Regions from separate parts of the Homo sapiens genome. Here region 1 is linked to region 2. The links are chromatin loops, found by intact Hi-C in ENCODE. Cell type or tissue: dorsolateral prefrontal cortex. All regions are shown on one strand. Links, peaks and the distances in the headings refer to the core of each region. The heading gives the core; the rest is flanking DNA. Region 1 has its middle 12 kb from the start of APCDD1. Region 2 overlaps LOC105371986 (a long non-coding RNA gene).

Region 1 (5,377 bases), core at 206-5,205, 91 kb after region 2:
TCCAGTGCAGAATCAGGCAGCCCCATGGGGCAGCCATGCAGAAAGCCTGAGTAACTTCAAGGGGCCCCAAGGCAGAAAGCCCCCAGGAACACAAAGGGAGTCCTCCTATGCCTAATGCAGTTAGTAAGAAAGGAACTCTCATTTCTGTGTCTTGTGAGGTGGTCACACAGACCCAGCCCCTGCCTAAGCCCCATTGCCTCTCGGTTCGTGTCCCCATACCTGGACTCTATGCCTTCTCTGTCTTTTCCTCCTATCCTTGACCTCTTTCCTGGTTCAGGACACAGCTTTTCTCATGATCAAAGAAAACTTGGATTCTGTTGGAGACAGGAAGCCCAAACCCAGAGCATGAGGCTCCCGTAAGGGATTTTTCTTCAAGCGTGCTAAGAAGTACAAGAAGAGGCCATGGGGAGAGGAATCTTAAGGACCCTCCGACAACACAGGCATGATTCTAACCATCATCTCAGGAGGTAATCAAAGCTCAAAGACCAAACCATCTGAGGGCACTGAATGCCGACTATGTCCCAGGGACTGTCGTAAACGTCATGTAATTTATTCTTACAGTTCCCTTAGATAGTTATGATGATGATGCTCATTTTTCAGATACAGCGACTGGCATCCAGAGATCTGCTGTAATGACCCCACAAAGCTAGTAATTTCACAAAGCTAGTAAGTGATAGCCCGGGTTGCACCAGGTCTCCTGACTCTGTCCAGTCCTCTTTCCGCCATCCACAGTCTGTCTCAACTGTCAGGTATGTAGAAGGTCTTTAAACATGCGAGCTCACTTCCCACTTCTGAGGCTGTGAGGAAATGGTACTCCCTTCACTTTGGGCATAAAAGCAATGAACATAATCCAGGATATGAGAGAAAATTTTCTGCCTTGTCAAATACTCCAAACATCAGTCTATCATTGGCCTCTAGGGAATCAGTTCATTATTACAAGCTGAGTGTGCAGACAGTAAGTAGACAATTACAGGAAACCCTAGGGACATCTGTCAGGGTCTTGTAGTAGACATTTTTCATTTTTTCTGGCCTCCCAACTAGGGAACTCCATGGACGTGATTAGTGGAGGAGCCCACCTCCCACAGAAAAGCTAAAAATGCCTGCCCCCTCACAGGTAGGGGGTTCAGGTATGAGATCTAGGTATTGCCAAACAGCCCATCCACCCTAAGTTTGGATCATAAGCTTGTGGTGATAAGACGGGTTCTCTAGGAATCCTTTCTGCTATGGGTGGGGGCAGCAGGGGCAGCCAGCCACCATTTCAGAGGGGACAGGGCCATAGTTCTAGTGGCTATTTCCAGAGCCCAATGTCAGTGGTGTCTGTGAGGCAATCTGCACTGTCCGGTCTGATGGTGCAGTGACTATGTCTTTACAAGGCCAGCTCTATGCTTTGTGATTAAATTAACCAAACTTAGCTTCTGCTGCTCTACAACTGAAGGCCCTCCTAGCTTGTGCAATCTGATAAGTGGATCCAGGGCTGTCTGGAGTACTGCAGTCTGCTCTCATAATTGGCTGTGGACATGGTCCCAGGCAAAGGCCAGCACCGGGAGGAGCTCACCTGCTCAGCTTCTCTCTGGGCTGCTCACCCGTCACCACTATTGAACTTTCCATGGTCATCTCATCGAATCTTCACAGCAGCCATCAGAGATCAGCTCTGCTGCTGCCACCACTTTACAAAGGAGAAAGTGGGTGTTCAAGAGATCCAGTGATAGTGCTGGGTGTGGTGGCTCATGCTTGTAATTTCAGCACTTTGGGAGGCTGAGGTGGGCAGATCCCTTGAGGTTAGGAGTTCGAGACCTGACTGGCCAACATGGTGAAACCCCATCTCCACTAAAAATATGAAAACTAGCCAGGCGTGGTGGCACGCACCTGTAATCCCAGCTGCTCAGGAGGCTAAACCTCCTGCTCTTGAACCCAGGAGGTGGAGGTTGTAATCACCCGAGATCGCACCGCTGCACTCCAGCCTGGGAGACAGAGGGAAAGTCTGTCTCAAAAAAAAAAAAAAAAACAACAGAGAGAGAGAGAGAGATCCAGCGATGCATCAGAGTCACACCGATACAGTGAAAACCTCGTTGCAGCGCATCAGACACCAACGTCCGCACTTCTACATGCTACAGCACTCCAGCCTCACCAGCCATTCCTCCCAGACTCAGAGCTATTTATTACCACACAGATCAGCAACTCGTTGCTAACCCTGACAGGGGTCTCACCTTTGATCCAGCATGAACTGATTTTAAAATGGGGAACAGGTTTCAACCTAGACATTCAGACCTCTGCTGCCAATAGCACAAGTTTGAGACACACCTCAAACAGCCAATTCAAGTCATGTCAAATGCAGCTGTGACCTTCAATGCGACTGAAAAAATGTTTGCCTAAAAAACTGTTGAGTACTTAGCCTTAAGGAACAGAATAGAAAGTGCTCTTCCACCATTAGGCAGTCTGTGGCACTCTCTCCTGGGAGCCTGCTGCAATGTCCTGCCTTAGAGGACAAACACCCTATCACTGATAACACAGTCTAGTGGTTTTACGTTGCCAGACCATGAAACACTATCAGAATCCTCCCTGTGCCTCTGATCAGCTGCCTCTCTGCCTTGGCCCTGTGGGTCCTAACTACCGTGGTGCTACATCGTTAAAAATCTCTTTTGTCATCTGTGTTGAGGCTGGGGGAGGCCATCATGGAGTTGGGACAATAGAAAATCAGTGCTCTGAATGCTCATTCAATGCAGATACAAGGCCCAATAATGCCTCCTTGTGCATGGGTCTTTTTGAACAGACGGTTTGTTTTAGTGTTACAAAGCCATGTTGTCTAATCTAGTGACACGTCTCCACTTTATGTAAAAGGAGTGGGTTCTGGACTTTATGGTTTTAATATTGTCTTTTTTGTATGAATGTTCATGTTAAAATGCTCAAAGAAGATTGTAAACTGGCTGGCAGTATTAACTTTGTCCAATTCTGCTTTGTTTTTCTCTAACTTATTCAGTTTATTCATATTACCATGTGTATTTTGTAAATGTATGAAGTGGGCACCACACACACGTGCACACACACACAAAGCTTGATTGTTTAACAGCTGCCTAAAGATGGCTTCATTTGGGTAATAATATACAATGTCCTTTAATACCATTTTTTTGTGTGTGTAAATTCAGGCTGTATTTTAGTCATTATGCATATTTTATGAACTTTAAATTAAATTGCACCCCAAAAAGAAAATGAAAGCTAAACCATCCCATTTCTGCTTTTGTAACAGAAGTTTTGTAAAAACTTCATAAGAACTTGTATCTCCACTTGAAATGAAATTAACTTAATGGGTCGAAGACACCACATCTTCATAGTGCTAGAAAAAGTTGTTCTACTTCTAAAGAAGAAAATAAACAAAGGGGAAATTTCAAATAAACATGGACAGTACACCTCTCAGTAGGACTAAAAGAAACTTCTCTTTGCATTTCCCATGTCTTTTAAAGAGTCATGAGGCTTACTGCAGTCCAGAGAAATGTTTTTAGGTTTTTTGTTTGTTTTTGTCTTTTTGTTTCTATTTATTTTAACTTCAAAGAGTTTTGTATCTAAATGGAATAGAAAGTGCAAAAAATTGCATGGGAAGTCTGGTAAGAACATATCTTTGCTTTCATCTGCAAGATTGGCAAACCTCTAGCAATCCTCCGGTGTCTGTCAAGGTCTGTACCACTTATTTATTTAAGCCAGGTACACTAATTTTTATAATGAGCTATAAATAAGCTTGTTATGGCAGACATTTATGAGATTAAGGTCCCAAACATAAAGATAGACTACTTATCTTTTCCTTAGATAATAGTGAAATACCAGAGTAATTTGTTTGGGTCTTGGGCCAGCCATCACTCACTCCACCCAGCCCCAGGCCACTGTCGCCAATTTTGGAGCCTTTGACACATCTTGAGATCCATCTAGAGCCTGCAAAATCCATCCTGACACAGCCTGCTACTTGCAGGTATCCTCAGCCTTTTCCATCTCACAGTGTTCTTGGACAATACGGAGGATCATCACCATATTCAATGCCAGCTCTTGCCAGGTGTGGAATGCATCAACTGCTCATCTATTGGAAAGGACCTCAGGAGTGGGGCCACAGGCCAGCAGGGACGAGCACTAGAAATCACAGATCCCCAGCTTGCTAGTGATGGAGAAATCACCACTAGGAAATGGAAGAGAGTGATCAAGACAAAGTGTGAGATAAAAAGTTGGTAGTCTTTGGTTACTGCCCTGCATGTGAAGTCTTTCTCAGTAATACCTTATATCCCCTCTCTCCCAGGGGAGAGTGAGGAGAAGGGAGGGAAAGGAAGGGGAAAGAAAGGGAGAGTGAGGGAGGGAACTGTATGTGAGAAGCAGACAATCCTAAAAATCCAACTAACAGGTGTGGTGGCGATCTGTAGACAAGTCCCACTCTTCCTTTTTGCTTTCACGTGGGAAAGAGAAAGGTTTTGCAACCTGATTAATGGCTCAGATAATTGAGATCCTGGATCTACATTACATAAAGTGGAAAACAGAATAGAACTAGATAACATTTACAAGTTAGAACAGAACCAAAAGACAACACTCAGTGACGTTACCAAATTCCCCACCCCCGGCTAAAATCAATAAATAAAACGACCACAGCTATAATGTAAATGAAAGAGAAATCTGGCTGGCCCAGGGCTCAAGATAAACACAGCAAAGCCAAGTCTCCACCACTCCCTCCAAACTCACACCCCAAGAGGGGGAGGGCGGTCTCTGAAACACAGGTCAGTGGTTCACCGGTGGTAAAGGTGACAGCGACACATCGTGAGTGCCATGGAATTCCACCTTTCCAGGTCTCTTCTGGCTCAGGGCTTCACTTGCAGTTTAAATGCAAAAATCCAGATAAAGGCTAATGCTTTTGAACTTACAAATTATTTATATTTTAGCATGAATGCATTTATAAGATCAATTCTTATTCTGTTAAGAAAGAAAGACAGAGGACATAAGAATACTCTGGTATCTTTTGGGAGGATGAGGGCAGAAAAAAGAAGCCCAAAGAGATGAATGTTGAGCCCTGCAAAGCAGAGCACAGCGCAGGGGACCTGGGAGTGAGAGAAGCTGGGAAGTATTTCTCACTGAGAGTCTTTCGTCTAGTCTGGAAGCCTTCTGTTCCTTCCTAATGAAAGTAGTGGTGCACTTAAGAACATGGTGTCTGAAATACAGTGGATGCTAAGTAAATATTCATTGAATGTATGAGTGACTCAAAGTAGACATGGAAAGCACATGTCCACGTTCCAAGCAATAGTCATAATAGGTGGCATAGAATGTGGGAGGACTTAAACGGAGGCAATCGGAGCTGCAGCCCCTTGGGCCACCCCACTTGACCATGGATGAAGCACATTCAGGAATCAGGCAG
Region 2 (5,377 bases), core at 229-5,228:
GCCATTTAAAACATATAAGTATATAGATCTATTTTTATTCCTTTGTTCAGGGTTAGAAAACATAAATTCCTAAGTCCAAAGTGATGGGTGTTTTAAAGCATGCTTTTGATTCCTTTGTCAGGCTGTATTGTGGGTTTATGAAATACTGTCACCAAAGCCACATTCTTTTAAAAAAGAGTAGGTGGTTGTGTCTTTGGAGCCCCTGTCCCTTGCCCCTGCCAATGTCATTAACGGACTAAGCCCGAACCTCTGCTTTACTCAAAAACTTTAATCACTCCCTGTGTTTCTCAGCCCCTTCATTATTACCAGCAATTAAACTTCAGAAGTAACGTCATCTTTTTGACATCTGGAAGATATTACTACAAGTCTCCTTTCTCTCCCACCAAACCCCACTCAGAGCCTGAGCGGAGACCCTAAGGTTGGGGTCTGTGAGGGGAGACTGGGGTCAGCACAGGGGGCTGCCTCAGCTGAGTCCCAGGTCACTCCATGCGTGACTCAAGATGAGGCATCCAGCCCCTAGGGTCTCAGGGCCCCACCTGTAAGCTCTCGCCTGTGAAGGGACAGATTCTGCTCTCTGTGTTTCTCAATCTGACACTTTTAAACTCGGGGGTATATGAAGGCGCAAAGGAATTCAGAGAACATCAGATATCCTTCCTGCAAAGTCATTATTTGATAGAAATGTAAAACGTAGTCTAAGTGTCTTACATGTGAAAGTTTCGGGTTCAGCCCAGAGCCTCCTGGGGCGCCCTGCCCTGTGGCCACCCCGGGCACCTTAGTGGATTGCTTTGGGAGCGCTGCAATGGTGCCAGGCCTCCTCAGCAATAAAGTTTGAAGACGCTATGAAGAAAGGATAAAACTTTTACAGAGGCCTTAAAGAAGGTCTTCATTTCATAAATGAACAATTGCCCAGAGAAACTTACAGGCAAGAGTAGCCCTTTTATCTAAACTGAGATCTGGATTTCAATCCAAGGGATATTTAGTGTGAATGACAAAGGAGCCTCTGCCGCCTTTTCCAGGCTGTGTCTTCTCAGCAGTCTGAGGGCAGATTCTCTGCAGCTCCCCTGAGCCGAGCCACCAGGAGTTGACAGTCCCAGAGAGGCCTGGGGGAGGCTTTGTGGGTGTCTGGACATAGGGCTTTTCCAGTGCGGGCTGCATTCCTTCCCATTCCAGGGGTCCCTGGCACCTCAGCTCAAGCTGCGCGGTATGGACAGTCTCCCTGGGTAGCTGACGTGTGGATCTGGTATGTTTTTATCGGAAAGGGGAGCAAATACTGCCAGAACAGCAACCAACCAGTTTTTGAAGCTGGCTACTGTCTTAGGGAGGATGGAGAACGCTGGGGAGAGAGAGGATCCCACAGTAGGAAATGAAGGAGAGGTGAGGCTAGCAGGCCCAGTCCTCCGAACTCAGGACGAGCTCTCCTGGGAAGAGGATGAAGGTGTGTGCCCCCACACCGGGCAGTCCTCGGAGAGGAGGGGTCAGCATGGACTCTGTCTCCGCCACTACCTGCTGCTACAAGTACTGGAAACACCTTGAGGTGGAATTCCATTCTCTTTCTCTTTCATTTGTGCGTTTTCATTCCTTCGTTTTGTACTTCAGTCTACGCATGGTTTCTCTGCCTGTAAACTTTGCTATGACAATAATACATGTCATTGTTCCTCCATTTTTCACAGTGCTTTTCCTATATTGATGGCAAATGCTTTGTGACTATTTTTAGTGACCTCATCCTACTCCATCATATGCCATGGTATTTTACACTCAAAGATGTTCACAACAATTTCTCATTCCTTTGCAATGAGACTTTGGCACTCCTCCCTTCAACAGGGGGTGTCTATTCTCCCACCCTTTGAATCTGGGCTGCCTCGTAACTAGCTCTAAATAACAGAATGTACTGGAAGTGATGCTATGAGATTTCCAGTGCTAGGCCTCAAGAAACCCTGTTGTCGTGCCCTGACAGCCGAGCCTCCTGGAGGATGGGCAACTGCAGGGAGGAGAGCGGAGAGGCAGCACAGCTGTCAGGCATGTGAGAGGGGTCTCCTGGGACCCTCCAGCCCATCTCACCCTCCAGCTGCATGGAGCCCATGAGTGAGCCTGGTGACACAAGGCCGAGAAGTCACCCAGCCAAGTCACAGAACTGTGAGAAACAGTAAACTGCTGTTGTTTGAAGCCAATACGTTTTAGGGGTAGTTTGGTGTGTAGAAAAAGCTAACTGAAACTAATGGAAAAATTGTGAATTCAACAAATTTATAATTCCACCCTACCTAACCCTAGGGAGTATTTATCCCTAGTAGCCGGCTGAATTTAGGAATTTATCTGATAGTGACAAAATGGGTGGAGAGACTTAAAGAAGAGAAGATTGTAAGACACAAGCTCTCGAGGTGGCTGCTCACCGAATTCTTGAAAAGTGCAAGCTCACACATGGTAACAAGCTAGGTGGTGTTCAAGGGCGTCAGTGTTGGCACCAGCCAGACATGAGTTTCACTCCTATCTCTGCCACTTATTTAGTTAGCTGCATGACCTCTAAATCTCTCAACTTGGTGATCTTTAAAATAGAAATAATAATATCAAACTAGGGTGCTGTTGTGAGGATTAAATGGGAGTATATAGGAAATACTCAGCCTGGTTTCTGGCACACAGCACTCCCTGTCACCAGGCACCTCGCCCAGGGTCCTATGGGCAGTGGGTGAGGGCTGTTGTTGTCCCTGTCCCTGTCTGACTTCGAATTGTATGCTCTTTCAGCTGCACTTTGTCCTTAACCCCTGAGGCTCAGCCTGGAAAGCAATGAGATATACTTATTCCATGTGTATGCTCATAATTATTGATTCAGTGAATTTTAACTGAATGCCTGCTGAGTGCCAGGGATCAAGCTCTGCTCCAGGATGATGTAGCCAGGCAACATGCTATGGTGTTCTGTCGGGGGAGACAGATGATAGGAGATAAATCTCATTATACTCCACAATTAGTGCTGGCAGGAACAGGACCAGGCCCTCGGGAGGTGAGGAGGAGGAGGCCCGACCTTGACCAGGTGCAGGGACAATTGAAGGAAGCTTCCTGGGGAGGTAACACTTGAACCAGGTAAATAGGAGTTAACTAGGTAAAAAGATGTGTGTGCATGGCAGGGGTTGGGGGGAATCATGGACTATTCTGGGCATAAGGACAACAAGGTTGAAGGTCCTAAAGCCAGGAAGAATACAGGCCTGCCTTCTGTGGAGGCCCCAGTAGAGAATGCAGCTGGAAGATGAAGCAAGGATGAGGCTGGCCTCCAGGGAGACAGCAGAGGGAGCAGGGCCAGAGCATCCAGGCTTCAGGGCCCCACTCAGTACTCAAGTCTTTATCTTAAGTAGGAGGGCAGCCATTGAGGGATTCTAAGTAGGCGAGTACCATAAACAAAAGGAGAGTGTCTTGGGATGGCTGCCCTCCATCCTTCAAGAAACGTCTACTAGAGATGTTGGCCATGGTCTTGGGAGATGGGAAGTATTCCGACTCACGCCAAGGCCGTCATGCTACTCTTGCACTTAGTAGGCACAGAATAAGAATTTGTTGAACAAAAGAATGGATAAATAAACGACTCTTCAGTGGTAAGCTTTTAAACACCTTGGTGGGCTATGATGGAAAGAATCCGGAGGGACTCTAAGTATGCCTTCTCAAATTATACCAAGAAGGGGCAATTTAGGCAGCCTTTGATCAGAGAAGGACCTGGGGTGCCAGAGGCAGTAAGAGAAAGGGACTATCTTAAGGCCAGAGCCCCCAAACTCTACCAAAAAGCATGTAAGCTTTTCTTTTCATTATTTTCCGCTTTTCTCTAGTTTCTCTATTTTGCAAATTATCGGTTAAGTCTCCTTTCAACATCTGTTTATAAGGTGCTTAGAAATTCTGAAATGAAAGTCATTGTGAAAATGCTGGAAGCTGTTGTCTTCTCCTCTTTGTTTAATGTCTTCTGATTCTTTATCCAACCCTGACCCAATCTTCTCTAATGTGGATCACTGTCATTTAAAAGAACCATCTATTGCTTAAAAATAGAAAGAGGTAAACTATGCTGTTTTGGTGCCAATTCTCCTAAACACAAGTCACTGCTGAGCAATAAAGGAAAGGAGCTTTTCCGAACATCTTTTGTATGTCTCCCTTAGAGAAACCCCACTTTTCCTTGCTTCCCTATGAGATCAAATGTACAGACAGAGAAATATGCAGATAGACATTGCGGGGAGAAAATCAGGAGAAGAAACCCACTAAAAATAAACACAGCTCTTTCTACCATATATTTTTAAAGATTCATCCATGTAATTCAAGCTCAGTCATTTAGAAGCAGCCCTGCTTGATACCACATGGCATTAAAATCCAGCTGCTATGAAATGAGTCACCCTGTAAGAGCAGGTTGGACTGCAGGCTATGTCAGAAGACACTTACATTCCTCTCTGAAATCTACTCTTTTGATAATGAAAGGGGTGAAGAGTTTAGAGTCACCATTTATGATGTCCTGGAATGTTCTCTTAAAGGAAGAGAAAAGATCCTTCAAAAATGCACTTGAGGATTCAAAGACAAGGACACGGGGACAGGGAGACTATAAAATTGCCTCTTCTGGGATAACAAGGGGCTGAGTAGCCTTCTCCTTTACTTGGTGACTTAACGTTGAAAAGAAAAAGAAAAAGAAAGCTTTATTTCAGCATTAGGCACATGGTTGGCATTCACCATGTGTTTATTAATAATAATGACTTATCTGTGCCAAAATCCCTTTAGAGCAAATTGTCTCACATCCAAATCCCAGAGTGAGCCAAAGGATTTCAATGCCCTAGCAGGAAGCTGGAAGGCTCTGGAACAATTCACTCATAGCAAACTCCAGCCCACACCATAGAGCATTTTCTCTCAGACACTCAGCCCCACCTCCACCCATACCCCACAGCTAGTGGGGCGACCCCTGTATTTCTTTAGTTTGTAAAGGGAAGTCACTTTTTCTCACCTATACCAGGCTTTCTGCATTTCCTTCACAAGACAAACAAGGTTCTCCCTTTGTTCTTCCTTCTGAGAGTATGAACAAAGATAGCCTTCATAAAAGAGGAAATTGTAGCAGTGTCCCCATGACCCAATGGTGATGAGAATGCTGGGTGACTTCCCTGTGCCTGTTCTTCTGTGAGAGTGCTCAGTACCCCCCTACAGGGCCATTTCCAATCCCTCTTCCCTGGAGTAAGCAGGACATTCACTTACTTCCAGCCATGACTATTTTAGTGAGTGCCCATGACTTTGGAATAATGTAGTCACCCAACACATTTTTCAAAGTTTGCAGATGAGCAAATCTAGGCCACAAATTTCTCTACTTTTTTTTGTCTCTCAAAGATAAATACAAGATGATAGGTGCTGGGCTTGGTGAGGATGAGTGCTATTCATC

Evidence for each region. Hi-C counts contacts between places; a loop is a spot of excess contacts. Peaks named below come from ENCODE experiments on the same cell type or tissue, not always from the same donor. Only the 100,000 strongest peaks of a DNase experiment are listed, where the experiment ranks them.
Region 1: it touches region 2 in a loop (2.6-fold over the local background); 3 of 110 quality-filtered maps call a loop at or near these places.

What each region holds. Positions count from the first base shown.
Region 1 is chr18:10,440,169-10,445,545 of GRCh38, forward strand. No RefSeq gene overlaps it. Among named protein-coding and RNA genes, the nearest start is that of APCDD1, 12 kb to the right of the region's middle. In dorsolateral prefrontal cortex, for the core only: CTCF peaks have their summits at 2,498 and 2,699; DNase peaks (open chromatin) are centred at 2,563 and 3,034; H3K4me3 peaks cover 493 bases; H3K27ac peaks cover 2,828 bases.
Region 2 is chr18:10,349,602-10,354,978 of GRCh38, forward strand. All of the region lies in intron 2 of LOC105371986 (a long non-coding RNA gene), which reads right to left. Among named protein-coding and RNA genes, the nearest start is that of LINC01254, 62 kb to the right of the region's middle. In dorsolateral prefrontal cortex, for the core only: no CTCF peak of the experiment used is centred there; no DNase peak of the experiment used is centred there; H3K27ac peaks cover 1,246 bases.